Regions from separate parts of the Mus musculus genome. Here region 1 is linked to region 2. Evidence: chromatin loops called from intact Hi-C (ENCODE). Cell type or tissue: gastrocnemius. All regions are shown on one strand. Links, peaks and the distances in the headings refer to the core of each region. The heading gives the core; the rest is flanking DNA.

What was found. Hi-C counts contacts between places; a loop is a spot of excess contacts. Peaks named below come from ENCODE experiments on the same cell type or tissue, not always from the same donor. Only the 100,000 strongest peaks of a DNase experiment are listed, where the experiment ranks them.
Region 1: it touches region 2 in a loop (5-fold over the local background); 9 of 42 quality-filtered maps call a loop at or near these places.

Annotation. Positions count from the first base shown.
Region 1 is chr6:133,694,091-133,710,513 of GRCm38, forward strand. It overlaps Gm46987 (a long non-coding RNA gene), which reads left to right and starts at 7,096. Exons shown (of 3, transcript XR_001785444.1): 1 at 7,096-7,107. In gastrocnemius, for the core only: no CTCF peak of the experiment used is centred there; no DNase peak of the experiment used is centred there.
Region 2 is chr6:133,602,590-133,619,012 of GRCm38, forward strand. It overlaps the pseudogene Gm34314. Among named protein-coding and RNA genes, the nearest start is that of Gm5885, 82 kb to the left of the region's middle. In gastrocnemius, for the core only: no CTCF peak of the experiment used is centred there; no DNase peak of the experiment used is centred there.

The sequences.
Region 1 (16,423 bases), core at 3,748-11,747, 89 kb after region 2:
CCAAGAAGCTCTTAATTGAGAGAAATGATCAACATCATTAGTCATCAATGAAATACAAATAAAAACTATTCTGAAATTTCATCTTATACCTGTCAGAATGACAAAGATCAAAACTCAGGTGACAGCTCATTGTAGTGAGGATGTTGAGCAAGGTTAATAGTCCTCTATTGTTGGTGGGAGTCGAACTTGTGCAATGATTTTGAAATCAATTTGGCACATCTCAGAAAATTGGAAATAGTCCTACCCCATGAGCCAGCTATACCACTCCTGAGCAAAACAAAACACATGCTTGACCATACCACAATGACACTTGGTCAACCATGTCCGTAGAAACTTCATTTATGATATCTAGAAATTAAAATAAACTAGATGTCCCTCAACTAAAATTGGATAAGTAAAATGTGGTGAATTTACAGAATTTTATATTTATGACACAGCTATTAAAAAGCATGATGTCAACTTTTCAGATTACAGATTACTGAGCAAGGTGAGTGACAGAAGGAAATCTTTCAGAGCTCTTCTCTCCTCAGACACTGCTGCACATGGGTCTGAATAGCAGCATCCACATTTTAATGTGTTCTAGATTCCTGGGTACAGTTCTGCCAAGAATCAGTTCTTGTTCAATATAGGATTGTTTTATCTTTTTTTTTTCCTGTTGTGGACTTGTTTCTCAATTCTCATTATTTCTATGAATTCTTAAAAGATGGAAACCACATGGGACAGTAATGACCTCTTGAAAATTCAGTATTTTGGGAAAGATAGTCCCAGCATAATGGTGTGCAACCATCCACGGGGGGGGGGGGGGGGGTGTCTTCAGCAGGCAACAGGAGATTCAGTCCTTAGGAGAAGTAATTTGAACAAGGATTTCAAAGGGTCTGTGCCATTATTTAGGAAGTGAGAATCAAATTTCATTCTGAACTTTGATTCTGAGTAGAAGAATTATAGCACAGTTGAGGCAGTGCTAGTATTGCAATATTACAGCATGAAGGATTATTTGTCATCAATTCCCAATCTCTAATAACCTGTTATGGCAAATATTGGAGTCATCAAAACAAGGGGACATTTTCACCCAACTATGCAAATTGACAGAAGGATCAAGGCAATCAGTTCCTGTGAACCCTTCAGACCTTATCAGGATGAAAGAGCCCCTCTCTCTCTTTCACTTGCTTACTCCCTCCTTCCTTCCCCCTTCCTCTTTCATGCCCCCCTTTCTATGCCTTCTATCCTGCATTTTTATCTTTAGGTAAAAAAAGAAGTCTCCTACCAAACAGAACCATTCTCAGAAAGTAATGGTTTTCTCCCCACAAATCTGTGATGCTGCTAGAAAACATGTTAAATATATATTTTTACTTCCAATTTCTTGTCATACTTCACATTTTGTTATTTGTTAGAGTACTTTCTTTTCCGTAAGAAGATTTAAATTTTTCTGTGGTTTTCCTTATGTAACTTTCATTATAATTCCTTGTTCCGTGTTATGTATGAAAGAGACCATCCTGTCCCTAAATGTTCTTTAAGATTATTTTGATCATCATGCAAATGATAAGAAAGACACCATGATGCAGACAAGATAAAATTATTTTAAACTTTTAATTCTATCTTTGTAGTTTTGTTCACTTAGAAACTAGTACTTAGGACTATTCATGAAGTGTGCAGGAATATATGAGTAACTGTGCTTCTAGTCTTTCATTGTTTTCACGGTCTAAGGAAAATAATTTATATTTTCATCAGAAAAATATGTTTTATTTGTATAATTTATGCAACTGGGTAAGGTAAGGGTTATATCAGGTAAAAGACAAACTACAGTGAGGTGTTTTTTTGAATTTGAAAAGTACATCCCATGAAAATATCAGTAGGCACTGGCAATTAAAACTTATTTCTTGAGTATTGAAAATTTTTCACTTAAAACTAACTTAACAACCAGACAGCATGCCTAGAAACACCTGGGAATACTTTCCATGGACCTACATAATAAGAGTTTCTCTTAATCCAAAAACAATTGTCAAGATCTGAGAGTCATAGAACCAGTATTTTCCTAACTGTGCACAAATGAATGGAGGAAATTGGGACTACATAGCCAAGAACATTTGGGCAACAGAAGTTTGGCTTAAACACACACACACACACACACACAGAGAGAGAGAGAGAGAGAGAGAGAGAGAGAGAGAGAGAGAGAGAGAGAGAGAGAGAGAGAGATACAGAGACAGAGACAGAGAGAAAGTGAGAGAGAGAAAGAGGAGAGAGAAAGAGGAGAGAGTTGCAAGCATAAATAAGGGAAGACTGGTATTAGAAAAATCAGGGAGAGGGGAAAGGGGTTTCTGGAGGGTAGACATGTAGAGGTGATAACATTTGAAATGTAAATAAAGAAAATAACTAACAGAAGAAAAAAGGAAAGAATGGAGGAAGGTAGTGTAAGAGATTCTCATGAACAAAGTACAGTGATGCATATGCATGAATATATCACAAGAAAAGCCATTATATTTTTATGAATTAAAGATTCTAAATAAAAAGCATAGGAAAAGAGAATAAAATAATGTTCTTTTCAGAAATGTTGTTAGAAATGGACATCATCAATGTAATCTAAGTAATCTAGCTTCACAGCAGTGCACATGCAGGTGGACTCAGTGACTTTCAAAGAAAGAACACTCAAAATTAGGAAAACATTCCCAGTTGGGTGGATAGTACTGAAATGGAGGAGGGAAAATGAAAGGAAGATGAAATTTCAAGACCTGTAAGTCATATAAAGTACTCAGAAATTGCTGGTTGTTTGTGAACCTAGAGGCTGCCTGGGGGCGAGAACAAAGCAGAACAGAAAGGGCTGTTGATAAGACATTCCTAAAAACAGCCTGACTGTAAAAATGAAGAAAAAAAAAGCAAGGACAAGGAGGGCTATCTTGTCTGGGTCAACACCACCTGGCCAGAACCTCCCCTCTGTCTACTGCCCCTTGACGCCAGTTAAGTTATACATCAACTGGTTGCTATGTGAACAAAGATAAGCCCCCAGCCCACAGGAACAAAGTCCTGATGCACTTTTGCTGATATGTAATCTTTCTGTTAATGTTTGAATAAGCCAATAGTGTGTCGCTATGCTGAATTCCACACCCCTAAGCCCCTTACCCCATAAAAACCCCTAGCTTTCGAGTCTCCTGGCCGACATCCATTATCTCCTATGTGGGATGCATGTCGGTCTGGAGCTTCATCATTAAACGTCCTCATGAATTTACATCAAGATGGTCCTTCGTGATTTTTTTGGGTGCACGCCGAATCGGGAATTGGGTGGGGGGGTCCCCACTAGGTTCTAACAAAAAGAGGGTAGGTTCAATCAAACTCCATTACATATCTTTATTGACTTCTTGAACAGGAAACATATACACTTGATAAATAAAGAGTTGCATTAAATATTATAATATTAAAGCAGAACAAAATGTCTAAGATGTGCAGAACTTCAACCTGATACCTACCCATTCTTCATCCCCACTTTCCTTCCTAATAGTTTTGCTTACCCACTCTTCTGTAACCTGATCTCTGTTTCCATTGAAATCAGAGGTGATATTTTTTCTTCATGATACAGTACACTCTGCACTCATTGTTGACACTGAAGGAAGTCAGGTAATGGATCTGAGTGAAATGACATTTAACAGAAGCTCCCACTGTGTTGTAGGACACAGAGCCAAGGTCAAGACTGGCTTCCTGTAGGACTTCTTCTTCCAGGAGTACACATTATGAAACATATAGCTTGATTCTTGTTAAATCTTTTTCTCTCTCTCTGTTTCCCACTGAAGCCTTCCTAAGTCACCCAATGAAAACCAATCAGGGTATTCTCTCTGTCTATTTCATATCTGGAGAAACCATATAGTTATCTTGCATTCAATAGAAGAAACTCCCAGAACTAATCAATTTCTCTTTCTTCCTTCCAGCCCTTAATTGTAGAGAGAATTATGAAGTTATGCCTAGAGAAGATTTGCCAAGGCCTAGCATCTTCCTTTCAGAATACACACTCATTATGGCATGAAGAAAGTTTAAGAATTTACAATGAAGTTAGAGACTATACTGTTTCGGAAAGTGGGAGTAACTGATTTTTTTTTATTAGAGACTATTGACTAGTTATTTTATTTATCAAGCTTCACAGAAACTTTTATAGGCGGTACATTTCAGGTTGGACCTTTTTAGGATATTACCAGCTTTATCCTTCCATGTTGTATGTCCAAAGTGTGTAGGGTCATCTATAATAGGGTCTTATAATGAAGTTCTAGGATGCAGCCAGAAACAATTACAAAACTGATATTGTTTTGTGTCTTGGACCAAACAATGTACAGGAATTCCCCCATGCCCAGTTCTGTGGTTTTGGTTTGACCATCTATGCTGCCTGTGGGGAGCATTATCAGCCCAATAGTGTATATCATTTGAAATATACATATACTTTTTGGATACATATAAACTTACTTATTCTAACTGTTTCAAGTAAAAATTAAACAGATGTCTCTATAATGTTTCTAAACATATATCATGTTATTTACCTTTGTTTTTTCCTCTACTTCTGCATGTCACTTCTAACCAGATAATTTCCTTAAAAATTTCCCACCTTTTCTCATAGAATTGTTATTCTACCATGGACTTTAAAACTTCTTTCCCTCCATCACATGATTGGTCTTTTTTACATCCTTGGCTACTCCATGTTATATATTCAATTCTAAGGAATCACAGCTATGGACCATTAACAGATTAGTACATGGAACATCTTCCTTACTGTACCTTGGGTAACATCACTCATGTTATCATTTACTAGGCCCATTTATTTACCTACTAAATGTTTGAGAAAGGATCAATGTTTTTATCAAAGCAGCAGAAAACATGAATAACTTAGGAAAAAAAGGTACCCTTTCCTTATACCAAATACAAATTTACTGAGAAAGAAAACATGAAAACAATACTATTGAAAATAGCATCAAAATCTACCTATACGGAAACCTAACCAAAGATGTGCAAGATTTCTACACTGAAAGCTCTTTTCTGGAGAAAAGAGATGTAGCAAGGCATCAGAGGATGAAAGAACTCCCATGGTCATGGTTTGGTATCATCAGCATTGTATCATGTGTATCATAATAATATTTAGTAATTCAACATAATCCTAATTTAAAATTTATGAGATTCTTCTCAGAAATTGTCTAACATCATAAACTTCATATGTGGACAAAAAAAAAACTCTGGATCCTCAAACCAAAAGATTCTAATGATTTCTAAGAAGCAAATGATTTTGGGGTGATTGCAATATGAGATTTCCTGCCAGGTTACAGAAGTATAGCAGTTAGAGAATTTCAAATTAATAGTACACTGAGATTTGGTGTTACATCAGTCAGAATAGTGAAGATCAAGATAATAGGTGACAACATATCCTTCAGAAGATGTTTACCCTTCTGTGCACTTTCAGTTTTTTGTGGGAGAGGAAACTAGAGCAAACAGCATGGAATTAGGGGTCAGGAATTCTGAAAACCTAAAAGAAAATTTATAAGATAACAATGATTTACTGGTTTTATAGTACTCCAGAGGACTCAACATTCTACTCTTCAGATACTTGTGCAATACTCTCACAGAAGCTAGGAAAGGGTAACAAATTATATGCCTTACATCTCCTGAGTGGATTGAGAATGTGGTGCACACAAACAATGTAATAATACTTGTCTGTAAAGAGACAATTGTCCTTTAACATCATCACCATATTAGATGTTGTTCCTGTAGTTAAAGCTCATTGGAAATCTCCCATACTCCACCCTGCTGGGCTACAGTCCCAAAGAGAAATAATGGAGCAATGTCATCCAGTTGATGCTCAAAGATACCTTTGTTTGTCTTGCTTTTATAAAGAGTATGGGCATGCATGTCTCAGCACACAGTTGCGAGAAGTCCAGAGTCTCCTCCAAGATGCTTGTGGTCCTGCTCAGCTCAGAGTGCAGATGAAGGTACCAAGAAATACAGGGTGGGACCTTGAGACATTCAAGTAAAAGAGAGGAGAAAGCAGGGGAGAAATAACAGATATGCATGAGAAGAAAGACAGGCCCATAGGATATCTGTGAGAAAGATGGGAATAGTTATGTCTTTATCATGTAACATGGTCTTTTTTACTTAATATTCTACCTGAAATTTAGTAAATTCTTGAAGAGAAAAATAAGATGGCCCATTCTGTGTTCAGGAAAGTGCTCTGCATTGTGTAAAGAGACATGAAAACAAAGGGTAGATTTGAGAGCATATTATAGTCAGAGGAGAGAGTGGGAGCAGACAGCTTTGCTGCATATTGGGTGCCAGAAACATGATATAGACAAACATGTCCAGATTAATTCAAAGCATAGATATAGAAACTATATTGAATGCTATAGATAATAACCTAAAATTATCAGAGCCACCTTATACATTTTTCTCAGCCTACCTCTAGAACGTGAAGCAGAGCATGTAACCTTTTAAGATGCGTACTCAGGGATTTGCCTCCTGACTGTCCTAAGGGATGTTAATTTTAAAAAATGAGTGGGACATATTCTCAAGCTGAATCATGGAGGATAATTTTGAAGTATGCAGTATAATTATATATATGTTACTGTTTGATGGTAGTGTTTCTGGGAGAATTAAAAAGTTCTTTGTGATTTGGTGGAAGGTAAGAACACAGGGAAATCGCACATGCTTTTGCATCCTTGTACTTTTACAGGATCGTCTCAGACAGTAAGTGTTCAGCTTAATTGTACTAAGAAGTTTTACTCTGGAAGTCACTTTTTTGGTAGCTCTGTAAGCTCTGAATGATTGTAGTCTGAAGTTTCTCTTTATGCTATTCTTTATTTCTAGATGTCCATCATTTTTGCATGCTGTTCAACTGTCTGTGTTTCAGTGTGTTGTCTCGTCATATATGTCTTATACATGAGTAAATATTCATTTCACTGTTAATTTCTTTATGAATATAAATAAATATTCCTCAACCTGATGATAGAGACGATACTGAGTTTAGCCAACTGAACGAAGGAGAAAAAAATCTTCCATAACTGTAGAAGAAATTTGTTAGCTTCCCAGCCCAAATCACCACTGTGAGATGAGGCAGGAAACAAATGTGCCTTTATACTTATTTCTCTGATTGTGAGAAAATCCATGGTTTTATTTTCCTTGGTGTTCCTGTATATAATAATCAAGCTTCATGAACAAGATGGGGTTGTTTCCTTTGTCTGGTTTCTCTTTGCCTTCCTGTTACTAGGTAGTTGTCTTTGATTTAAGGAAAAACAGAAGCAAATTGTCCCTAGGCATGCAGTATATTTATTCTACACCGTTATTGTTAGTCTTTTTCTGTATTGAAATGTGTAGGTATTGAACAGTTAACTAATATTCCATTCTTGAGAATGTAAACTCTAACTAAAACACTTTGCACAGCAGAGATTTTATTATTGTGACCTGAAGTATAACTTTCAGCCCTCCAGAAATTAACCTAAGTAGTTTTGGAATTTGGAATTAGAAAGCCAACATGAGGATGTCTGGGAGAGGTAGTTAGCAGCTGGAAGACAGGTTCTGAGAGAAAGGATTGTGTGATCAGGTCAGGGAAAGAAAACAAGAGGAAAGTCTTCTATCAATGTGCTCACATCTTCTGGACCTTTCTATGCAGTTCCTGTGCATCAAACCCAGGACTCATGTTCAGATCTTTCTTCTGCTAATGTAAATACAGGGAATGTCCAAGAGCCTGAATCAGCTCCAGCAGGAAATGAGTCTTCTGCCAACTCTGGGAGTGAACAGGAACAGCGACAGGAAACTCTGGAATTACAACAATCAGAGGGTCTGGGGCCTTCTGATTCTGCTGTGAAAGAACAGGGAAATCAATCTGGAGAAGAAAGTGTAGAAGATGTTAAAAAGGAACTTCCCTCCTCTCCTGAAAAGTCAGAAGAACTACCCCCACAGAAGAATCTTCCTACGTCTCAGGATGGCTCTGAACAGTCTAGAGCCAGTAGAGCAGATAAAATCATTTCTCTTATCTTGAAAATGATAAGAAAAGAAATAAAATTTGTTCCACTCCCTTTTGTACCATGGAATTAAATAAATTAGGTAAGATCAATGAGTCAAATTTAATAAATATAAAGACCTTGCCTTGGTATTTGTCAATTCATAGTGTGAAAATTTGCTTGTTGTCAGCAAATGCACATTGCATAAGCCTCAGCCTCATTTCAAGTCTTAGCATTCAGACAGTACAAGGTGGCATGGCTTTGATGGTCTAAGCTGATATTGCACAAGATCTCCAATGTACTTGTGCCCCTGAGGCACATAACTCCACAGCAACTTTATGCTCCATTGCTCCCTTTTATAAAATTTATTTTTATTACCTTACTTTGTAACAATGTTTACTCTTTGCATTGACTACATTTATAGAAGTATAGAAGCAATCATTCTTTGTTCTTATGTCCTCTGAATTCACCTTCACTGCCTTCTCAACTTAAGTATATACAATATGCCTAACTCACGTAGGGTGTTTAGATCCATTGTCTCTAAATGTTCCCTTATAGATACCTCTAACCTTGTTCAGATTTTTCATATGTTCTTCTAAATTGGTGTATGCCCAAGTTGGTCACAATCTATATCCCTAGGATTACATTTGGCTGAATATCATAGTTATATATTATAGTAAGTTCCTATTGTTTGTTCTTGAAAGTCATTTTTTAATCCTTTGGCAATAACCTTAAAAATATTAATATGTGTATGTGAGTAAATATTATACACAATTGAGGTTTACATGAAAGGTCTACATAGACCCTTAGAATATTTATTTTCAAACCCACATTTCTTAGAAAATTCATAGCTTCATAAAGTCTCTGCATCTCCCCGTAGCATGATTTGTTTGATTTAATTTTGCTGGTAGCATACACAGGATTCAATTGCATGGACTGTCATGGTGTTTTATGGCTTGTTATGTTAATAAATATTTAGGTAAGTTTCAGTTGTTCAATCAGTCAGGGAACATAGCACTAAAATATTTGGAAATATATCCTGGAACCTTTTATATCAGAACCAATGAGTGAACAACCTAACATAATCATTCACATTCATCTTGTGAGAAACAGTTTAGTTCCATTTTCTTCTCTGTACCTGACAAGAATAAACCTGAGAAAATGGAGAAGGAATGAGGTGAAGGAGATGCAGGATGAAGAGGGTGTGGGCTCTCTCTGCTCTCACTTCTGGGGGACCAATACCAGTTAAGGAACGTTCAACATGTCTTAATTTTTTAATATCTTTTCTCCTTCTTTTCTGTTTCAGAGAGTACCTGATAAAAATATGTCCTTCAAACGTATAGATCAACAGATCAGTGTTGATTGTCAACAATATTCCAATAAAATTTTCAGCATGCAATTTCTGAGTGTTGTCTGTGTTTCTTTATAAGGGAGGGGAGAGGATTTCAGAGCTGTAGCTCCAAGAAAACAACACCTAGCAAAACACACCAGAAATACTTGCAAATATTTCCATCTTTTTCCCCCACAACACAGATAGCAAAGGAAAACACTTTATGCCTCTGTAACTAAATGATTCTTCCTTGCAGTCTGCATTACAAATCCATATTATAATATATAAGTTTAAGGTCTCTTGCTGAATTATTTTCCAGTTAAAGGAAACTGATTAGATATATTGAAGGAGTTGAAAACCTGAGTTTTCAACACTGTAACATTCCCTAGTTCATCTGTCAGGTTTGTACTTTTGTAATCCCTTGTTGCAGTTTCTGTTCCAATTTTTTGGATCTAAAGTAAGTGGGTCCAATTTTCTTAATATTGCTAAAAAAAAAAACTCTAATCAGCATTCCATTATCCAACTGCTACATAAATGATAAATATGTTAGTTTAAACTTAGTTCTATTGATGTGAATTTGACTAAATTATAATTGAATTCCATCTTTTAATTGCTAGGAATTTCTTCATGTCTCTATCTTACCTGCAATAAATGCATTTAAAAGAGACATAAATTCCTGACCATATTTCAAAAAGGATTTCCTACACTTAACATTTCCTGATCCCATCCTGTGGTAAAGGCTGATTGATTTTGGTGATAATATGATTTTCTCAGATCTATTTATTTTATATCTATGAGTAATCCATAAGATGGTATCAGATCCCACTAGATGGTCTGTGGCCAGCCTGTGGTTGCTGGGATTGAATTCAGGACCTGGAAAGAGCAGTGAAGGCTTTTAAACACTTAGCCATCTCTCCATCCAGATGAAATTATTTTTTATTAGTTGCATTTGTGATAGGGTCCTGTGGAGACTACGGTGGTCTTTAGCTCATGTTATAACTGTAGGCAACCTTCAACTTCTTACTTCTATTCCCTTCTCCTTTCCTTTCCTTTTCTCTCATAAAATACATCCAAATTACAGGCTCCATTCTGTCTTCTTTGCAGAGTTTTCTACATCACTCCAACTCTCTTTATTCCAGACTCACTGCTTTCCCTAGTTTTATTCAGAAAAGTGCAGAGCTCCCAGTGATACCATCCAAACATAGAAAGGAACTTTACAGGATCAAAGACTAGGATCAAACACTCATATCAAGGTTGATGGGGGAAAGCCAGTACGAAGAAATGCTCTCAGAGTAGGCAATATAATCAGGGACATATTGCATCATTCTTTTAGGAGTCCTACAAACTAAATAACCTCATTGTATATAAGGAAGGCTTAGTCCAGACCAATGTCATGTCTGAGATTTTTGTGTCAGCCTGTGTGAGCCTCTATGAGTCCTGGTTAATCAATTCTGTGGGGCATTTTCTTGCAGTGTCCTTAAGCCCTTTGCCTAAAATAATCCTTTTTTTCCCATCTCCCGAAGGATTAAGTTTATTCTTGAATAATATTTTGTGTGGATCTCTGCATGTGCTCTCATCTTTTTACTGGATGGAGCTTCTCTAATGGCTAGTATGCTAGGGTTCTCTCTGTGAATGCAGCAGAATATTATTAGGAATCATTTCATTATTTCATTTTTTGCCAGTATCACTTTGTTCTATCGTGGGTCTTTAGGTCTCCTAGCTTCTGGTGGCTGTGCTGGCAGGCATTGTCAGGAATAGGTTCTTTCTAGTGGTGTGGGTTTTATGTTGGATTAGTCATTGTATGGCCAGTTTAACCACATCTGTGCCACTTTACCCTGGAATATCTTGCAGGCAGAACATATTTAAGGTTGAAGTTTTTGTGGCTACATTTGAGGTCCTATTCTCTCCACTGGAGGGTTTGATCTATTACCAAAGTTGGCCAGTTCAGGCTTTGTATCCCCTGTTACTAGCATTCTTCACTAGGGTCATCCTTGTAGATTCCAGGGAGTTTCCATTGTTCTACATTTCTACCTCACCCCTGAGAAGACTCACAGTATCAACCTTCTCTCCCAGGTCTTTCTCCCTTCATCCATTTTTCCTACCTGATCCATCCTGTTCCCATTTCTACCTGCCCCCAGGGAGACTATGTAGTCTATTTCATTTTCTCTTGAAGGATGATCCAAGTATTCTCCCTTGACCCTTCCTTATCAATCTAGATCTCTGAAGTCTTTGCCCATTTTATTAAGTTCTAAATGTTTGCATACAATTCAACCAAGTTTAATAGCACAGTTGTTTTATCAGTTGATTTTTAGGGCTTACATTGGTCTTCTTACATCTTCTCTGTATTACTTAAAGATGGAAAACCTGAGGGGCTAACTTTGACCTGTTGAAAACAGTGCTTTTGTGAGATGTGGCCCCATCATAACCTGGCACAAGCAGGGGTCAGCCTTCAGCATGCAACAACAGATAAAGCCCCATTGAGAATTAATTTGAACAGGAATGGAAAGCAACAATACAATTAAATTTCTCTGAGAAATTTTGTTCTGATTAGAGATGTGATATGTAGAGATAACAAAGTGTGAACACAATGCATTACAATCCTGCATCATAAGCTGTCATTTATCATCATTTTCCAAGCTCCAAAACTGGACATGGTACAATTAGGAGTCTTCTGAACAAAAAGATCTATTCCCACAATGACAGAAATGAACACAGAGGCCAATGCAATCAGTTTGTATATCTAGTTTCAGATCTTATCAGGACCAAAGTGTACCTCCCTATGCTATCTTATTTTGCTTTTGTTTTTTATTGCTACTGCTTTTGTTGTTGTTGTTCTTGTTGTTGCTGCTGTTGTTTCTGTTGCTGTTGCTGTTTTTGTTGTTGTTTTAATAAGGACCTCACTCATAGTCCTTATTGACCTTGAACTACTTAGATAGAGAGTAAACTGTGATCTTAGTATTGGGATCAAAGCCATGTTCCACTAAGCCTAGCATGTTCTTCTTCCTGCTCATTCTCCTTCTCTTTCCCTCCTATCCCCCTCCCTCCTTGCCTTTCACTTTTTCTCTTTCTTACTTTCTCTAAGAAAAGAAGGCTCGTTTCATATAGAACAACTCTTAGACTTATATGGTTCTCACCTATTAAAATATATCATATGTCCATTTTCATTTAATTTCTTATTTACCTGAGTTCACATCTTGGTATATGTTAGAGTTAATTCTTTCTTCTATGAAGATTTACATTTTTACGATCTTATGCATCTTTCCCTTCCTCTTTATTTTTAGTTCCGTGTCATACCTGACTAAATACTGTAACTAAACATTCATTTATATTCTTACACTCAAACTTCGAATGATAAGAAGCTTATCCTTATTAAGACAAAGTGTTTTTAAGTTTTACTTCTATTGGAGTGTAGTTACTTTTAACCATTTATAATTAATACTGAGGGATTTTGAAGAAACATACACAACTCAACTTCCAGCTTCTTATTCCCCCTAATGTAAAGGGCTGCAATATATGTGCCGCCACTAGATGGTGCTAAACCTCTTTGTGCGCAGCTGCGAGAGCACAGCCCGCCAAAGTCACCAGTCCTTCTCCCGGGGCTTTTGCCCAACCACTGGGGGCTTTAACCTATCCCCAGGGTGCATGAGGATCATGGGTGTTGCTACCAGTCCTAGTTTAGACACGTCGCCAAAAGTATTTAAGCCACACACTTTCTGAGCCTTCTTTGTCTACCTCACTATGTTATTGAAGTAAAAGTTAACCACGGAAGAACCTGGTGTGTCCTGTGTTTATTTCCCGCGGGACAGGGATAAGCTCGGGATACCCTAATATGAGAAAAGTAATCTTATGTTTTCATGAGAAGCAGAATGTTAGTTGTATAACATACGCAACTCAAGATAAAAACATGACTTTCAAGTAGTTAAATAGGTATAACAAAAATGCAATTCAGTTATTAGTTATAATGTTAATACCACTGATTCATGGAAAGGCGTTGTCAACTGTATCTTTTTTTGTGATTTAAAACCTGGCATAAATATGATTCTAAGGAACTACACAGCAAACCCAGAAATGTTGCCAGAAACCCTTGGCAACATTTTCTGTGAAACTATATGTTTCCTTTGTATTTTCTGTTTCACTTTTTGAATCCAATGTTTCTACTTTTTGATGCCTTGAATCTAAAATATAAAAGTGAAAAACTGAGTGTCAGAAATCCAGTGTGTTCCCAGCTGTGTTCATGCAGAACTGAGACCAACATTAATAACTAATTAGTCTGAGAAACTGTCTTCACAACAGCTAATAGAGAACTGAAGCTCAGAGGACTTCGCTCCCTCCATCTCCAACAAGCAAGGGTGTGATGTGAGGCATTTGCTGCATGAACACTTGAGAAGTAACACTAGGGCTGCAGAGTCAAGAGAAACTGCTCAAAGATTTACCAGAACTGATGATGGAAGAAAAACAAATGTTCATAGGAAAAGTGGAGGCTAGAGACACAAGCAGGGCAATTTAAAGAAGTTTGCTTTATACTCTTTCAGTGATGACCATGTTTATCCATTAATTTATGGTTCTACTTGAGGACATAAGCAGTGGGGTAGCCAAAATATATGAGACTGAGAACACTCTCTCTTGTCATTTTCTTGGATTTCTGTCACTTCTGCAAACTTTAATAAATATGGGCTGATACCATATTCTCCTGACTAGGAAATATCAGCCTTACACATAGCACTTTGTCTTATGGAGTTGACTGCAGTTATCATTGGAAGAAAGAGTTCTTCTGCATGCTTCCCTTAATCCTGATTGCAGACCTAATTGCACACACAAAGCTTTGAGTCATTGAAAACGTTTCTGACCTCAGTTATGCAGCATAATTCTGGCCTCATGTGAGCCATTTTATACAAGTTCTTCTACAGAATAGGCATAGAACTAATCTAGGAGGTTTAAAGCATGGTCACGATTGTTCTTCTTATTGATACCTTTTTGTAAATTGTTAAAAAATGAATTCTGTCAATAACCTCTCTGAAGTCTTTTGGTTCTTTTTCCAATAATTAATTTTAACATATACTTTCTTCAGAAGGGTTTTAAAAATTGTGTTTCTCAGTCTGTTGGGATTGCCCCATACCATTGAATGTCCCCAAATAAACAGAAAGTTTGAGTTTCCAAGCTAATTTTATTTATTGGTTATGTATAAGTCCAACATATTCATGGTCATTTCAGGAAATTTTTGTTTACCTTTCGACTGGTAATTTTACATACCTAGAGAGTGTTCTGCTTCAGTACAGGAAATATTGATCATGTTCACCTTGTTAAAAATTTCCTGTATTATTATACTGAGTGGAATTCATATTATAAGACAGGAACTTCCTTGATTGGGCAAGGAAGCTGAGGGTTGTATAGTCAGAGGATCAAAATATAGCATTACCCTTGACTGTCCTTATCTTCCTGTAGTGTAACTTTCTTTTGAACTGAATTCAATGCTGGGAAGACAGACCCACTCTCCCCTAGCTAGCTATCTGTTCTTTGTTTATTTGCTGATAACATTCTATGTTCTCTTCCTGTAGGAATCCTTAATAAATATTTAAATTCTTTGTTAAATCTTTCTGGACTAGAGCGAGTTTGTCTCTATCTTTATTTTTTGTTATTGAAATTGCCCATCACCTGTGTGGTGGTCAGAGGACAACTGGTCAGCACAGGTGACAACCTCCAGTTGTTACCTGTCCCCCATGGTTAAAGGAGAGGACGATCCTTCCAAGCTGTTCTTCAAGTTCTACCAGGAAAAGGATCAAATAATCACACAGACACATAGACACAAATTATATGTGCACACTTACACAGAAAAAGAGGGGGAGGGAGAAAGAGAGAGGAGGCAAGAAGGGGAAGAGAGAGAGAAGAGAGGAGAGAGAGAGAGAGAGAGAGAGAGAGAGAGAGAGAGAGAGGTGCACAAATGTAGACTAGAAAAGTCAGAAAATTCAAATACTTCTTCAAATACTTCTTCGATGGGATAAGGTACATAGCTGCTCATCCTGGAATGCTAGGAATGATGTAATCATTCAACCTATCTGTCTGTTGATTCAGGACTAAATTTATCCAAATTTACATTTTTATTCATCCCAGACCCCACTCCTAATTCTCACACAGTGCATTTAGCCCAGAAAACCTACTCTTATGATTGATGTCACTTGTAGGTTACAAGAGCCTAAGTTTCACCTGCATTAACTTAGGATCAGAAAAATTCTGACATCCACAAGAACTATGATTCTCTCAGGTAAAATGCATAGTCTTGGGTACTATCTCAGTGTCAAAAGAACTCATTTGTTGAAAGAATGAAGATATATCTTGTAAAGAAATTCAGAGTAAGAATGTATTTAAAATATTTTGCACTTGGAATTGAGTTAATTTTTATCTGAATAGTATTTTCAGAAGTTTTGTTATCTTTAATTATGTTTTTTAAAACGATTATGTCCAAACTCAAGGCGTCTTGGTTCGGCAATGTGTGTATTGAAATCCAATCGAACAATTTCATTCTAACTTACCCAAACCAAAAAGGAGAGCTACATCCAAGAATACACAAGAAATAATTCCATACCAGTACAGAATTTCACAGAAGAGAAGAGCTGTCTCCCTCCCCCACAAAAACATACACATTAACTTCACCGACCTTGAAATAAAATCTATGTCATTCATATCTCTCAACATCAATGGACTGAATTCAAAAAAGATCTAGACTAATAAAATGGATGTGAAAATAAGATCCATCATTGTGCTTCATTCAAGGAACACACATTAGCAAACAAGATAGGTATTACCCCAGAGTAAAGGGTTGCCAATGTTTTCCAAGAAGACAGACCCAAGAAGCAAGCTGGCATAGCCATTCTAATATTTAATAAAATAGACTTTCATCCAAAATTAATCGACAGAGAATGACACTTCTTATTTATCAAAAGCAAGATCTACCAAGATGATATCTCAGTTCTGATCTATGCCCCCAAAGCAAGTGTATCCACATTTTTAAAAGAAACATTGCTAAAGCTTAAGACACACAGCAAACACCACAAATTAATAGTGGGAGACTTCAATAGCCTACTTGTAGTACTCCACAGGTCGTCTAGACAAACTAAACAGAGAAGTAATGAAAGTATGAAGG
Region 2 (16,423 bases), core at 5,761-13,760:
CATGGGATCAGATCTCATTCCAGATCAATTGCAGCATGCGGTTGCTGCAATTGAACACAGGACCTATGGAAGAGCAGTTAATGATTTTAACCACTTAGCCATCTCTCCAACCAGATGAAACTATTTTTCATTAGTAGCATTTTTGACTGGGTCCTATGGAGATCAGGCTAGACTTAAATTCATATTTTAACTGTAGACCACCTTCAACTTCTTACTTATATTCCCTTTTTATTTCCTTTACATTTCTCTCATAAAATATTTCCAAACCATAAGCTCCACTATGTCTTCTTCCCCCAGTTTTCTACACCCCTCTCACTCCCTTTATTCCAGAAGTCACTGATTTCCCTATTTTAATTCAGAAAAGAACAGAGCTCCCAGTGATAACAAACAAACACAGAAATGCATGTAACAGCAAGACTAGAATCAAATACTCATATCAAGGCTGAATGGGGCAAGTCAGTAGGAAGAAATGGTCTCAAAACAGGCAATATAATAAGGGAAATTTTGTATCATTCTATTAGGAGTCCCACAAAACCTACAAACTAAACAACCTCATTATGTATACAGAAAGCTTAGTCCAGACCAATGTCATATCTGAGATTTTGTGTCAGTCTGTGAGAGCCTCTATGAGCCCTGGTTAATTTATTCTGTGGGGCATTAACTTGCAGTGTCCTTGAGCCCTCTGCCTCATTTAATCTTTTTTCTTTTTTTTTTTTTCATCTTCTGAAGGATTCGGTGATCCCTGAATAATATTTTGTTGTGGGTCTCTGCATCTGCTCCCATCTTTTTGCTGGATGAAGTTTCTTTAATGGTTAGTATGCTAGGGTCCTGTCTATGAGTACAGCAGAATATTATTAGAAATCATTTCATTATTTCATTTTTTGCCAGTATCACTTTGTTCTGTCATGGGTCTTTAGGTTACCTAGCTTCTGGTTTCTGTGCTGGCAGGCATTGTCAGTAATAGGTTCTCTCTAGTGGTATGGGTTTTATGTTGGATTAGTCATTTTATGGCCAGTCGAACCACATCTGTGCCACTTTTACCCTGGCATGTCTTGCAGGCAGGACACATTTAAGGTTGAAGTTTTTGTGGCTGCATCCAGGGTCCTATTCTCTCCACTGGAGTGTTTGAGTTATTAGAGAAGATGGCCAGTTCAGGCTTTGTATCCCCTATTACTAGCATTCTTCACTAGGGTAACCCTTGTGGATTCCAGGGAGTTTCTATTGTTCTACATTTCTCCATCACCTTGAGAAGACTCTCAGTTCAATTCTTCTCTCCCAGGACTTTCTCCCTTCATCCATTTTCCCCTACCTGATCCATTCTGTTTCCATTCCCACCTGCCCCCATGGAGACTATGTAATCAATTTAATTTTCTCTCCCCAGGATGATCTATGTATTCCCCCTTGATCCTTCCTTATCACTTCACCTCTCTGAGGTCTGTGTCCATTTTATTAAGTTCTGTATCTTTGCATACAATCCTACCAAGTTTAATAGCACATTTGTTTTATGAGTTTACTTTAAGGGGTTGAGTCTGTCTTCTTACTAATTGTCTGTATTATTTAAAGATAGAAAACATGAGGGGCATCTTTTGACCTTTTAAAAACAGTGCTTTTGTGAGATGTGGTTCCAGCATAAATGGTCATGACGAAGAGGTCTGCCTTCAGCAGGCAGCAACAGATTAAGCCCTGGTGAGAAGTAATTTGAACAAGAATGGAAAGCAACAATACAATTAAATTCCCCTGAAAATTTTTATTCTGATTAGAGAAGTGATAGGTATAGGTAAGGCAGTGTGAACACAATACATTACAATCCTGCATCATAAGCGGTCATTTGTCATCATTTTCCAAGTTCCAAATACTGGATATGGTACAATTAGGAGTCTTCAGAACAAAAATACCTATTCCCAAAACTACAGAAATGAACACAAAGGCCAATGCAATCAGTTCCTATATCTAGTTTCAGATGTTGTCAGAACTAAAGTGAACATCCCTATGGTATCTTATTTTGCTTTTTGTTATTGCTCCTACTATTGTTGTTGCTGCTGCTGCTGCTGTACTGTTTTTGCTGTTGTTTGAATAAGGATCTCACTACATAGTCATGACTGACTTGGAAATTCTTAGATAGAGAGTAAACTGTGATCTTAGTGAGTATTGGGATCAATGGTTTGTTTCTTTAAGTCTAGCATATTCTTCTTCCTTCTTATTCTCTTTCTCTTTCCCTTCTCTCTCCCTCCCTCCTTCCCTCTCACTTTTTCTCTTTGTAACTTTCTCTAAGAAAAGAAGGCTCATTCCATACAGAACCACTCTTAGACTTATATTGGCCCTGTTGCAAGTGATGTCATATGTCTATTTTCACTTCCAAATTCTTATTTAGCTGAGTTCACTTCTTGGTGTATGTTGGAGTTAATTCTTTTTTCTATGAAGATTTACATTTTTATGATCTTATGCATCTTTCCCTTTCTCTATAATTTCAGTTCCATGTCATACTTGACATAATACTGTAACTGAACATTCATTTAGATTCTTAAGTTCAAACTTCGAATGATAAAAAGCTAATCCTTATTAAGACAAGATTAAATGGTTTTAAGTTTTAATTAGATTGGAGGCTAGTTCATTTTAATCATTTATAATAATACCAAGGAATTTTGATGAAGCATACATCTATATCTTCACAACTCAGCTTCCAGATTCTTTCTTCTCCCTCCCTGCAATAAATAATCTTATGTTTTCATGAGAAGCAGAGATTTAAGTTGTATAATATATGCAACTGAAGATAAAAACATGGCTTTCATCTAGTTAAATGGGTTTTAAAAACTCTAATTCAGTGATCAATTGTAAAGTTAATACCACTGAATCATGGAAAGGGAGTGTCCACTGTATCTTATTTTGGGATTAAAAACATGACCTAAATCTGACTAACAAACTACACAGCAAACCCAGAAACCCTAGACAACATTTTCTGTGAACCTACAGAACCTACAAAACCTGTTGTATTTTCTGTTCCACTTTTTTGAATCTAATTTTTCCACTTTTTAATGCCTTGATTCTAAAGTTTAAAAGTGAACAACTGGGAGTCAGAAATCCAGTGTGTTCCAGATGTGCTCAAGAAGAACTGGGACCAACATTAATTACTAATTGGCCTGAGAAGCTGTCTTCACAACAGCTAATAGAGAACTGAAGTTCAGAGGACTTTGTTCACTCCATCTCCAACTATCAAAGGGTGTGATATGTGGTATTTGCCAGATGAACTCTTGAGAAATAACTCTAGGGCTCAGAGTCAAGAGAAACTGCTCAAGGATTTACCAGAACTGATGATTGAAGAGAAACACAGGGGAAAATGTTCATAGGAAAAGTGGAGGCTAGAGACACAATCAGGGCAATTTAAAGATAATTTGGTTCATACTTTTTCAGTGATGGCCAAAGATATCCCTTAATTTATGGTACTTCATGAGGACACTAGCAGTGGTGTGCCCAAAATATCCAAGATTGAGAACAGGTGTCCTCTTCTTTTTGTCTTGGATTCCTGTCACTCCTGCAAACTTTAATAAATATGGGCTACTACCACATTCTCCTGACCAGGAAATATCAACCTTACACACAGCATTTTGTCTAAGAGTTGACTGCAGTTATCATTGGCAGAAAGAGTTCTTCTGTATGCTTCCTTTAAACCTGATTGCAGACCTAATTGCATGCACAAAGCTTTGAGTCATTAGAAACGTCTCTGGCTTCAGTTATGCAGCATAATTGTTGACTCATGTGAGCCATTTTATACAAGTAAAGGTATCCACACTTGAAAACAAACATCACTAAAGCTTAAGACACACAGCAAACACCACAAATTAATAGAGATAGACTTCAATACCCTACTCTTTGTAATCCACAGGTCATCTAGAATAACTAAACAGTGAAGTAATGAAACTAGCAGATTTTATGAAAGAAATGGACCAGAATACAAAATATACAGAAAATGTTTTCTGTATAGTGTTTCACACAAACAGAAAAGATTATACCTTCTTTTCAGCACATCATGGATCCTTCTCCAAAACTGACCATATAGTCAGCCATAAAGCAGCCTCAACATATACAAGAAAACTGAAATTATGCTTTGCATCTTATCAGACCACCATGGGTTAAAGCTGGACGTCAACAACAGCAGAAACACCCGAAAACCTATACACTCATGGAAACCGAACAAATCTCTACTCAATGATAACTGAGTCAGGGAAGAATCAAGGAAACAAATTGAAGACTTTCTAGAATTCAAGGAAAATTAAGGGACAGCATATGCAAATGTATAGGACACAATGAAAGCAGGACTAAGAGGAAAGTACTTAGCACTAAGTTCTCCCACCTTCGTTTCTCCATGGGATAGGCAAATGTGTCATGAACACTTGGTTTTTTACTGAAGTTCATTGTTGTAGTCAGGGCCTAGGGGTCAAAATGGTGAGTTGTTTATGACATTTGAGTAGGAGTGATTACTCTTCCATTCCTTTCCATCAAAGTGACTAAAAGAAGGGATTGGGGATCCAAGAAAGGCTGAGGAAAAGGAGAAATATTTAATGGAAGCCAACTGGTTTTCTTCTTTTATTGAAGGATGATTATTCAAGTTGGATCTCTTAGAAAAAAAAATATAGGATTACTTGTAAAGTTAAATGGCAAATTGCCCAAGGTCACAAATGTCCTAAAGGCAAAAGTAACCTTCAATTTCTATCCATCCTACTATAAACAATCAGGCCAGCCAGTTAAAGATTCTGGTGGAATTGAGGGAATAGAATGAATTAGTGAGTTTCTTCTATCCCAAATGCACCTACCTCTTTTAAATTCAGAAAGGAAATAATTATTCTGTCTTCCTGTAGCAGCCACCCCATGCTCTGCTTGCTTTAGTGAAATAATGTATATGATTTTATAATCTTTTGAAACTCTCAAGTTGCTCAGGCTAGCCTCAATGTTAATGTTTAGTAGAGAATGACATTGAACTCATGATGTTCCTAGTTATGGATGGGATTAGAGGAATTAGCAATCATACCATACCTGGCTTTACTCTCCATATTGCAATGTTCACTTCAGCATCTCTTACCCCTTTCTATCATGAAGACTTTGTGTCTATTTGCATGCTCTTTAGATCTGACATTAAGAATGTGATATTTGGGCATAAATGTATATACTACTTGTTAAATCCTGAAGTAGTAAATATGGAAATTGTGTACACAGGACCCTGTAGAGAAAGTGACATTCCTTATGTGACTCTCTATCTCTGATGGAACTATGATAGGTATTTATCTCTTTATCTCTCTTATATCCTGTGTGTAGAACCTGGCTAGTTGGAACTACTGTATGTTTTGATTATGAAGATATTTTCACAGTTGTTCTTTTTGTATCAGCCTTTTCATTTCCCATGAAAGCTGACAGCATAGCAGAATCTCTGTGCGAATCAATCACTTCCCTTGGCTGCTTTGTTCCATCTTTTACATACATACTTTCAAAAGTATATTAATAGCAAAATTTTCTTGATGCATAGTGAGGACATCTCTTACTCTTGTCCAGTGAACTGAAAAGCCAGTTATTCTTCACAGTTACTTCCCTTCATTCTGTTTTGCTTTCAGCAGTGTGGTCTCCTGTGCCCAATTCACAGTCACAAACAACCATATCCAAGTTCTCATACTTTCATCTGTGCTGTAAGTTGAGCACAGGGAGAGCAGAGTAGGACTATATGTATCTTGGAGGAGCCTTTGGATTTTCTCTGCAGTATGTGCTGGAGGGCACAAATAATACCCCTTAATGAGAGGAGCAAAGGAATGGTGGCCTGGCAGCTCCATTGATCTCATATCTGACACAACAGGTTGTCCTAAACAGCTTGTTTCTCTTTTGCATATTGGCTCAATGTTACACAGTATGTCAGAGTTATATAATGTGTCATTTCTAGTGGATGAAAGTACACTAACTATATTATTGAATAATGTTTCTTGTATAATATTGCTGAAGGAAGACTTTCCAAACAATTGGCATAAATATAAGAATTTAAATGCTATCTCTTTGTGAATTTCTGATATGTATTTATAAACATGAGATTATTAGTAACTGAATTTTGAGCATGTAATTGGAGATAGAACTGTTTGCATATTTGTATTCCAACAGTAATGCTCTATGCTTAGAGTGATGTATTAAATGACTTCCTCTCTGTATTAAAAACAAACTTAGTAAACAAGTACAAAATTATAGCCTGTTAGTCACTGTCTTAGTTAGGGTTTTACTGCTGTGAACAGACACCATGACCAAGGCAAGTCTTATAAAAAACAACACTTAATTGGGGCTGGCTTACAGGTTCAGAGGTTCAGTCCATTATCATCAAGGTGGGAGCATGGCAGTATTCAGGCAGGCATAGTGCAGGAGGAGCTGAGAGTTCTATGTCTTCATCCAAAGGCTGCTAGTGGAAGACTGACTTCCAGGCAACTAGGGTAAGGATCTTATACCCACACCCATAGTGACACACCCATTCCAACCAGGTCACACCTATTCCAACAAGGCCACACCTTCAGATGGTGCCACTCTCTGGTCCAAGGATATACAAACCATCACAGTCACCAACAATGATATACACATAATTCCATCTTTGATAGAAGTTAATTTTCCTTTACAAAAGTGAATTTCTTCTCAAGTACTAGTGCTTTAGAGTACCCCATAAGCAATCAGTAATACAAGTCTTAATTTTAGTCAACCCAGACAAACTAGACTTAGTTGTCATCTCTTAATTGATAAGACTCTTCATCCCTCTGTCTTTATTTGTAATTAACACACTAAATGAAAACAAAACACTTTACAATTTTTCCTGAAGGTATTTATATTGTGTAGCCTTTGCTGACATGTATAGGTTGACAGTTATTTTTGTAATGATATGACTTTTATTAGTTGCATTTGTGATGGGGTTTTATGGAACCAAGGCTGGCCTTAAGCTTACTATGTAACTGTAGAAAATCTCCAACAACATTCTTTTCCTTAAATTTGTCTCATATAACACAACTGGACTACAGGCTCCCCTTCTTCCCTCATTTATGTGCTCTTCCACCTCCTCTGTTTCCCAGATCCACTGCTCCTCTGTTTTTCTTCAGTAAAATTCAAAACTTGCAGGGATATTTAAAAAAAGCACATCAGGATGCAATAAATCTAGGCATAAACACTAATATCAAGGCTGGACTAGGCAGTCTAGTAGGAGTAAAAGGGTCCCATGAGCAGGCAAATGAATCAGAAGCACACCCATTCCCATTCTTAGGAGTCTAACGACCATCCTACTCTAGACAACAACACATTTTTTGTTATAGTCCTAGCTAATACTTATGCAGGCTTCATCATTGCTGTTTCAGTGTCTATGAGCCTCCATGAGTCATGCTAAGTTGATTCTGCTGTCCTGAATCTCCTGGTGTCTTTGACCCCTTTATAACCTAAAATCCTTCTCTCTTTTTTAAGGGGCTGCCAGAGCTCCAGCTAATGCTTGTCTGTTGGTCTTTGCATCTGCTGTCATCAGCTGGTGGAGGAAGACACTGATGAAAAATGAGCTATGCACTGACCTATGAGTACAGCCGGATATCATTAAGAACCACTTCCTTGACTTTTTCTTTCTTTTCCTTTTCCTTTTCTTTTCTTTCCTTTTCCTTTCATTTCTTACTTCATTCATTCATTCATTCATTCATATCTTTCTCTCTCTTACTTTATCTCTCTGTCTTTCTTTCTTTTCTTTTCTTTTTTTATCACTTTCTGTCTGAGTACTCTTATAAGCCACCTATTTAACTAGTTGAAAGTCATGTTTTTATCTTCAATTGCATACATTTTACAACTAAAATTTCTGCTTCTCATGAAAACATAAGATTACTTTTCTCATATTAGGGGCGAATAAGAAGCTGGAAGTTGAGTTGTGAAGATACACATGTATGCTTCCTCAAAATCCCTCAGTATTAATTATAAATGGATAAAAGTAACTACACTCCAATAGAAGTAAAACTTAAAAACACTGTCTTAATAAGGATAAGCTTCTTATCACTCGAAGTTTGAGCATAAGAATCTAAATGAATGTTTAGTTACAGTATTTCATCAAGTATGACATGGAACTGAAAATAAAGAGGAAGGGAAAGATGCATAAGATCATAAAAATGTAAATCTTCATAGAAGAAAGAATTAACTCCAACATATACCAAGATGTGAACTCAGGTAAATAAGAAATTAAATGATGAAAATAGACATATGATATATTTTAATAAGTGAGAACCATATAAGTCTAAGAGTGGTTCTATATGAAATGAGTCTTCTTTTCTTAGAGAAAGAGAGAAAAAGGGAGAGGCATGGAGGGACAGGTTGAGGAGGGAAAGAGATGGAGAATGAGCAGGAAGAAGAACATGCTAAGCTTAGTGGAGCATACCATTGATCTGAATACTCACTAAGATCAAAGTTTATTCTCTATCTAAGGAGTCAATCATGACCATGAATGAGATCCTTATTCAAACAACAACAGAAACAGCAACAGCATCAGCAACAGCAACAACAAGAACAACAACAACAATAGCAGTAGCAATAACAAAGAAAAGCAAAATAAGATACCATAGGGAGGTACATTTTGGTCCTGATAAGATCTGAAACTAGACATAGAAACTGATTGCACTGGCCTTTGTGTTAATTTGTGTAGTTGTTGGAATAGGTCTTTTTGTTCAGAAGACTCCTAATTATACCATATCCAGTTTTGGAGCTTGGAAAATAATGACAAATGACCACTTATGATGCAGGATTGTACTGTATTATGCTCACACTGGGTTATATATACATATCACTTCTCTAATCAGAATAAAATTTCTCAGGGATATTTAATCGTATTGTTGCTTTCCATTCCTGTTCAAATTAATTCTCACAGGGGCTTAATCTGCTTTTGCTGCTGAAGGCTGACCCCTGCTCATGTACGGTTATGCTGGTTATGCTGGGCCATATGTCACAAAAGCAATGTTTTCAAATGGTCAAAGATGCTCCTCATGTTTTTCATCTTTAAATAGTACAGACAAAATGTAAGAAGACAGAGCTAACCCCTAAAAATAAACTTATAAAACAACTATGCTATTAAACTTGGTAGAATTGTATGCAAAAATTCAGAACTTAATAAAATGGGCAGAGAGCTAAGAGAGCTAGATTGATAAGGAAGAGTCAAGGGAGAATACTTGGATCATCCTGTGAGAGAATATAAAATTGATGACATATTCTTCCTCGGGGGAGCTGGGAATGGGAACAGGATGGATCAGGTTGGAAAAATGGATGAAGGGAGAAAGTTCTGGGAGAGAAGATTTACCTGAGAGTATTCTCGGGCATCAGGTAAAAATGTAGAGCAATGGAAACTCCCTGGAATCTACAAGAGTGACCCTAGAGAAGAATGGCAATAACAGGGGATGCAAAGCCTGAACTTGCCAGTTCTCTAAAAACTCAAACCCTCCAGTGGAGAGAACTTGACACCGAAAGTAGACACAAAAACTTCAACCTTAAATGTGTCATGCCTGCAAGATATGCCAGGGTAACACTAGAACAGATGTGGTTGGACTGGCCGTACAATGACTAATCCAACATAAAACCCATATCACTAGAGAGAACCTATTTCTGACAATGTCTGCCAGCAAAGCCACCAGGAGCTAGGTAACCTAAAGACCTATGATAAAACAAAGTGATAGAGGCAAAAAATGTAATAATGGAATGATTTCTAATAATATTCTGCTGTACTCATAGAAAGGACCCTAGCATACTAGCCATTAGAGAAGCTCCATCCAGCAATAATATGGGAGCAGATGCAAACCTCCACAACAAAATATTATTTAGGGATAACTGAATCCTTCAGAACGTGGAAGAATAAAAAAGGATTATTTTAGGCAGAGGGCTCAAGGACACCGTAAGAAAATGTCCCACAGAATCAAATAACCAGGACTCATAGAGGCTCATACACACTGTAAAAAAAATCTCAGACATGACATTGTTCTGGACTAAGCCTTCTATATACATAATGAGGTTGTTTAGTTTATAGGTTTTGTGGTACTCCTAATAAATAGTATAATAGAAAATTTCCCTGACGATATTGCCTGTTTGAGACCATTTCTTCCTACTGACTTGCCCCATTCAGCCTTGATATGAGTGTTTGATCCTAGTCTTACAATAAAGTGCCTTTCTGTGTTTTGTTGGTATCACTGGGAACTCTGCACTTTTCTGAATAAAAATAGGGAAAGCAGTGAGTCTGGAATAAAGGGAGTGGGAGGGATGTAGAAAACTGGGTGAAGAAGACAGACTGGAGTATGTAATTTGGATATATTTTATGAGAGAAAAGGAAAGGAAAGGAAAGGAAAGGAAAGGAAAGGAAAGGAAAGGAAAGGAAAGGAAAGGAAAGGAAAGGAAAGGAAAGGAAAGGAAAGGAAAGGAAAGGAAAGGAAAGGAAAGGAAAAGGGAATGAAAATAATAAGTTGAAGGTTGTCTTCAGTTATAACATGAGCTAAAGACCACCGTGGTCTCCATAAAACCATATCAAAAATGCAATTAATGAAAAATAATTTTTTCTGGAGAGAGAGATGGCTAAGTGTTTAAAAGCTTTCACTGCTCTTTAGTAGGTCCTGAGTTCAAGCCCAGCAACCACATGCTGGCTTACAAACCATCTAGTGGCATCTGATACCATCTTGTGGTGTACTCATAGATATAAAATCAATAAATCTGAGAAAAGCATATCATCACAGAAATCAATCAACCTATACCACAGGATGGGATCATGAAATGTTAAGTGTAGGAAATCCTTTTTGTAATAAGGTCAGGAGTTTATGTCTCTTTTAAATGCATTTATTTCAGGAAACATAGAGACATGAAGAAATTCCTAGCAATTAAAAGATGGAATTCAATTATAATTTAGTCACATTCACATCAATAGAACTAAGTTTAAACTAACACATTTATCATTTATGTAGCAGTTGGTTAACGGAATGCTGAATAGAGATTTTTAGCAATATTAAGAAAAGTGAAACCACTTACTTTAAATCCAAACAATTGGAACAGAAACTGCAACAAGGGATTATAAAAGTACAAACCTGACAGATGAGCTAGCGAATGTTACAGTGTTGAAAACTCAGGTTTTCAACTCCTTCAATACATCTACCCAGTTTCCTTTAACTGAAAAAAACTCAACAAGAGACCTTAAAATTATATATTATAATATGGATTTGTAATGCAGACTGCAAGGAAGAATCATTTAGTTACAGGGGCATAAGTGTTTTCCTTTGCTATCTGTGTTGTGGGTGAAAAAATGGAAATATTTGCAAGTATTCCTGGTGTGTTTTGCTAGGTGGTGTATTCTTGGAGCTACAGCTCTGAAATTCTCTTCCTTACCTTAGAAAGAAACAAAGACAACACTCAGAAATTGCATGCAGAAATTTTATTGGAAGAGTATAGACAATCAACACTGATTCGTTGACCTTTAGGTTTGAAGGACATATTTTTATGAACCCGCACACCTATGGTCACTTGATCTTTGACAAGGGAGCTAAAACCATGCAGTGGAAGAAAGACAGCATTTTCAACAATTGGTGCTGGCACAACTGGTTGTTATCATGTAGAAGAATGTGAATCGATCCATACCTATCTCTTTGTACTAAGGTCAAATCTAAGTGGATCAAGGAACTTCACATAAAACCAGAGACACTGAAACTTATAGAGGAGAAAGTGGGGAAAAGCCTTGAAGATATGGGCACAGGGGAAAAATTCCTGAATAGAACAGCAATGGCTTGTGCTGTAAGATCGAGAATTGACAAATGGGACCTCATGAAACTCCAAAGCTTCTGCAAGGCAAAAGACACTGTCAATAAAACAAAAAGACCACCAACAGATTGGGAAAGGATCTTTACCTATCCTAAATCAGATAGGGGACTAATATCCAACATATATAAAGCACTCAAGAAGGTGGACTTCAGAAAATCAAATAACCCCATTTAAAAATGGGGCTCAGAACTGAACAAAGAATTCTCACCTGAGGAATACCGAATGGCAGAGAAGCACCTGAAAAAATGTTCAACATCCTTAATCATCAGGGAAATGCAAATCAAAACAACCCTGAGATTCCACCTCACACCAGTCAGAATGGCTAAGATCAAAAATTCAGGTGACAGCAGATGCTGGTGAGGATGTGGAGAAAGAGGAACACTCCTCCATTGTTGGTGGGATTGCAAGCTTGTACAACCACTCTGGAAATCAGTCTGGCAGTTACTCAGAAAATTGGACATAGTACTACCGGAGGATCCTGCAATACCTCTCCTGGGCATATATCCAGAAGATGTCCCAACCGGTAAGAAGGACACATGCTCCACTATGTTCATAGCAGCCTTATTTATAATAGCCAGAAGCTGGAAAGAACCCAGATGCCCCTCAACAGAGGAATGGATACAGAAAATGTGGTACATTTACACAATGGAGTACTACTCAGCTATTAAAAAGAATGAATTTATGAAATTCCTAGCCAAATGGATGGACCTGGAGGGCATCATCCTGAGTGAGGTAACACTTTCACGTAGGAACTCACACAATATGTACTCACTGATAAGTGGATATTAGCCCAAAACCTAGGATACCCAAGATATAAGATTCAATTTGCTAAACACATGAAACTCAAGAAGAATGAAGACTGAAGTGTGGACACTATGCCCCTCCTTAGAATTGGGAACAAAACACCCATGGAAGCAGTTACAAAGACAAAGTTTTGAGCTGAGATGAAAGGATGGACCATCTAGAGACTGCCATATCCAAGGATCCACCCCATAATCAGCTTCCAAACGCTGACACCATTGCATACACTAGCAAGGTTTTATCGAAAGGACCCAGATGTAGCTGTCTCTTGTGAGACTATGCCGGGGCCTAGCAAACACAGAAGTGGATGGTCACAGTCAGCTAATGGATGGATCACAGGGCTCCCAATGGAGGAGCTAGAGAAAGTACCCAAGGAGCTAAAGGGATCTGCACACCTATAGGTGGAACAACATTATGAACTAACCAGTACCCCGGAGCTCTTGACTCTAGCTGCATATGTATCAAAAGATGGCCTAGTCGGCCATCACTGGAAAGAGAGGCCCATTGGACACGCAAACTGTATATGCCCCAGTACAGGGGAACGCCAGGACCAAAAAATGGGAATGAGTGGGTAGGGAAGTGGGGGGGAGGGTATGGGGGACATTGGGATACCATTGGAAATGTAATTGAGGAAAATATGTAATAAAAATTTTTTTAAAAAGTACTCTCTGAAAAAAGGAAAATTATTAAAAAATTAAGACATGTTTAATGTTCCTTAACTGCTATTGTTATCCCATAGTGGTAGGAGCCTTCACTCTCTTCTTCCTGCATCTCCTATACCTCATTCCTTCACCATTTTCTCAGGTTTACTCTTCTTAGGCACAGAGAAGAAAATGGAACTGAACTAATTCTTAAAAGATTAATGTGAATAAGTATCTTAGATTGTTCACCCATTGGTTCTGATATAAAAGATTCCATGATTTACTTCCAAATATTTTAGTGCTATGTGTCCTGATTGATTGAAGAACAGAAAATAACTTAAATATTTATTAACCGAAAAAAGCCATAAACACATCATGACAGACCATGCATTGAATCCTGTGTTTGCAACTAGCAAAATAAAAGCAAACAAATTATGCTACCTGGAGATCCACAGACTTTACTAAGTTATGAATTTTCTAAGAAATCTGGATTGGGAAATAAATGTTCTAAGGGTCTACATAGACCTTTCATGTAAAGCTCAATTGTCTGTAATGTTTACTCACATACACATACTAATATTTATATGGTTATTGCCAATGGTTAAAATTAAATACTTTAAAGGAAAAATTGAAACTTAATATAATATATAACTATGATATTCAGCCAAATGTATTCCTAGGAATATAGATTCTGACCAACTTGGGCATTAACCAATTTAGAAGAACATATTAAAAAACTGAACAAGGTTAGAGGTATCTATAAGGTATCATTTAGAGACAATATATCCAAACATTGATGTGTGAGTTAGGCATATGTTATATAGTTAAGTTGAGAAGGCAGTGAAGATGAATTCAGAGGACATAAGAACAAAGAATGATTGCTTCTATACTTCTATAAATGTAGTCAATGCAAAGAGTAAACATTGTTACAAAGTAAGGTAATAAAAATAAATTTTATAAAAGGGAGCAATGGAGCATAAAGTTGCTGTGGTGTTATGTGCCTCAGGGGCACAAGTACATTGGAGATCTTGTGCAATATCAGCTTAGACCATCAAAGGCATACCACTTTGATTGATTGCACTGTCTGAATGCTAAGATTTGAAATGTGGCTGAAGCTATTGCCATGTGCATATGCTGACAACTAGGAAATTTTCACACTATGATTTGACAAATACCAAGGCAAGATCTATATATTTATTAAATTTGACTCAATGATCTTACCTAATTTATTTAAGGGCAGATAAAAAAGTGTGCTGGAGACAATTTCTTTCCTTTTTGTATATTTTCAAAATAATAGAAATGATTTTATTCATTCTAATCGCTTCATAATACTCAGATCCAACCTGAAAATTAGGATGATTCTTCTTTGGAAGTATATGTTGTGGTAGATCTTCTGACTTTTCAGGAGAGGAGGGGAGTTCCTTTTTAACCTCTTCTACCTTTTCTTCTCCAGATTAACTTTCCTGTTCTTTCACAGCAGAGTCAGAAGGCCTCTGACTCTCTGCTTCTTGAGATTCCTGAGTTTGCTGTTGCTGTTCCTGTTCACTCCCAGAGTTTGCAGAAGACTCATTTCCTGCTGGTGCTGATTCAGGCTCTTGGACATTCCCTGTATTTACCTCAGCAGAAGAAGGATCTGAACCTGAGACCTGGGTTTGATTCACAGGAGCTGCATAGAAATGTCCGAAAGATGTGAGCACATTGATAGAAGACTTTCCTCTTGTTTTTTTCCCTGACCTGATCACACCATCCTTTCTCTCAGAACCTGTCTGCCAGCTGCTAACTCCCTCTCCCAGACATCCTTATTTTAGCTTTCTAATTCCACAATCCAAAACTACTTAGGTTAACATCAAGGTAGCTGAAGTTGTACTTCAGGTCACAATAATAAAATCTCTGCTGTGCAAAGTGTTTTAGTCAAAGTTTGTGATCTCAAGAATGAAATATAAGTTAACTATTAAATACCCATACACTTCAATACAGAATAAAGCTAACAATAATGGTGTACAATACTGCATGACCAGGGACAATTTGCTTCTGTTTTTCCTTTAATTAAAGACAATTACCTAGTAACAGGAAGGCAAAGAGAAAACAGGGAAAGCTAACAACTCCATCTTGTTCATGAAACCTGCTTTTTATACGGGAACTCCAAGGAAAAATAGAACCATGGATTTTCTCACAATCGGAGAAGTCAGTATAAGGCTTTTGTGTTTTCTGCCTCATCTCACAGTGGTGATTTGGGCTGGGAACCAGACAAGTCTCTTCTACAGCTATGGAAGCTTTGTCTCTCCTTCGTTCATTTGGCTGACCTTAATCATATCTCAATCGTCAGGTTGGGGAATATTTATTTATATACTTAGAGAAATGAATATTTACTCATCTATAAGACGTATAAGATGAGACAGCAATCTGAAACACAGACAGTTGAACTGCATGCAAGGATGATGGATTGTGTTTACCTGGTTCTGATTGGACATCAGATGTACTCTGGACATCTAGAAATAAAGAATAGAAACAAGAGAAACTTCAGACTACAATCTTTCAGAGATTACTGAAGTCCTACTAAAAAATGTCTTCTGTAAAAGTGCATGGATGCAAGAGCATGTGTGATTTCCCTGTGTTCTTACCTTCCACAAAAACACAAAGATCTTTTTAATTCTCCCAGAAACACTACTATCAAATAGTTCTCTATTTGTAATTACACTGCATGCTTCAAAATTATCCTGAATAATTCAGCTTGAGAATATGTCCCACTCATTTTTTTAATTAATATCCCTTAACACAGTCAGGAGACAAATCCCTGAGTACACATCTTAAAATGTTACATGTTATGCTTCACATTCTGGAGGTGGGCTAAGGAAAATGTATAAGATTGGCTCTGATAATGGTATGTTAGTGTCTATAGCATTCAATATATTCTATATTTCTGTGCTTTGAATTATTCCTGGCATGTTACTATATCATGTTTCTGGCACCCAATATGCAGCAAAGCTGTCTGCTCTCACTCTCTGCTCTGACTATGACAATATGCTCTCAAATCTACCCTTTGTTTTCATGTTTTTTTTTTTACATGTGCAGAGCACTTTCCTGAACACAAAATGGGCTGTCTTATTCCTCTCTTCAAGAATTTTATGAATTTCAGGTAGAATATTATGTAGAAACACCATGTTACATGATAAAGA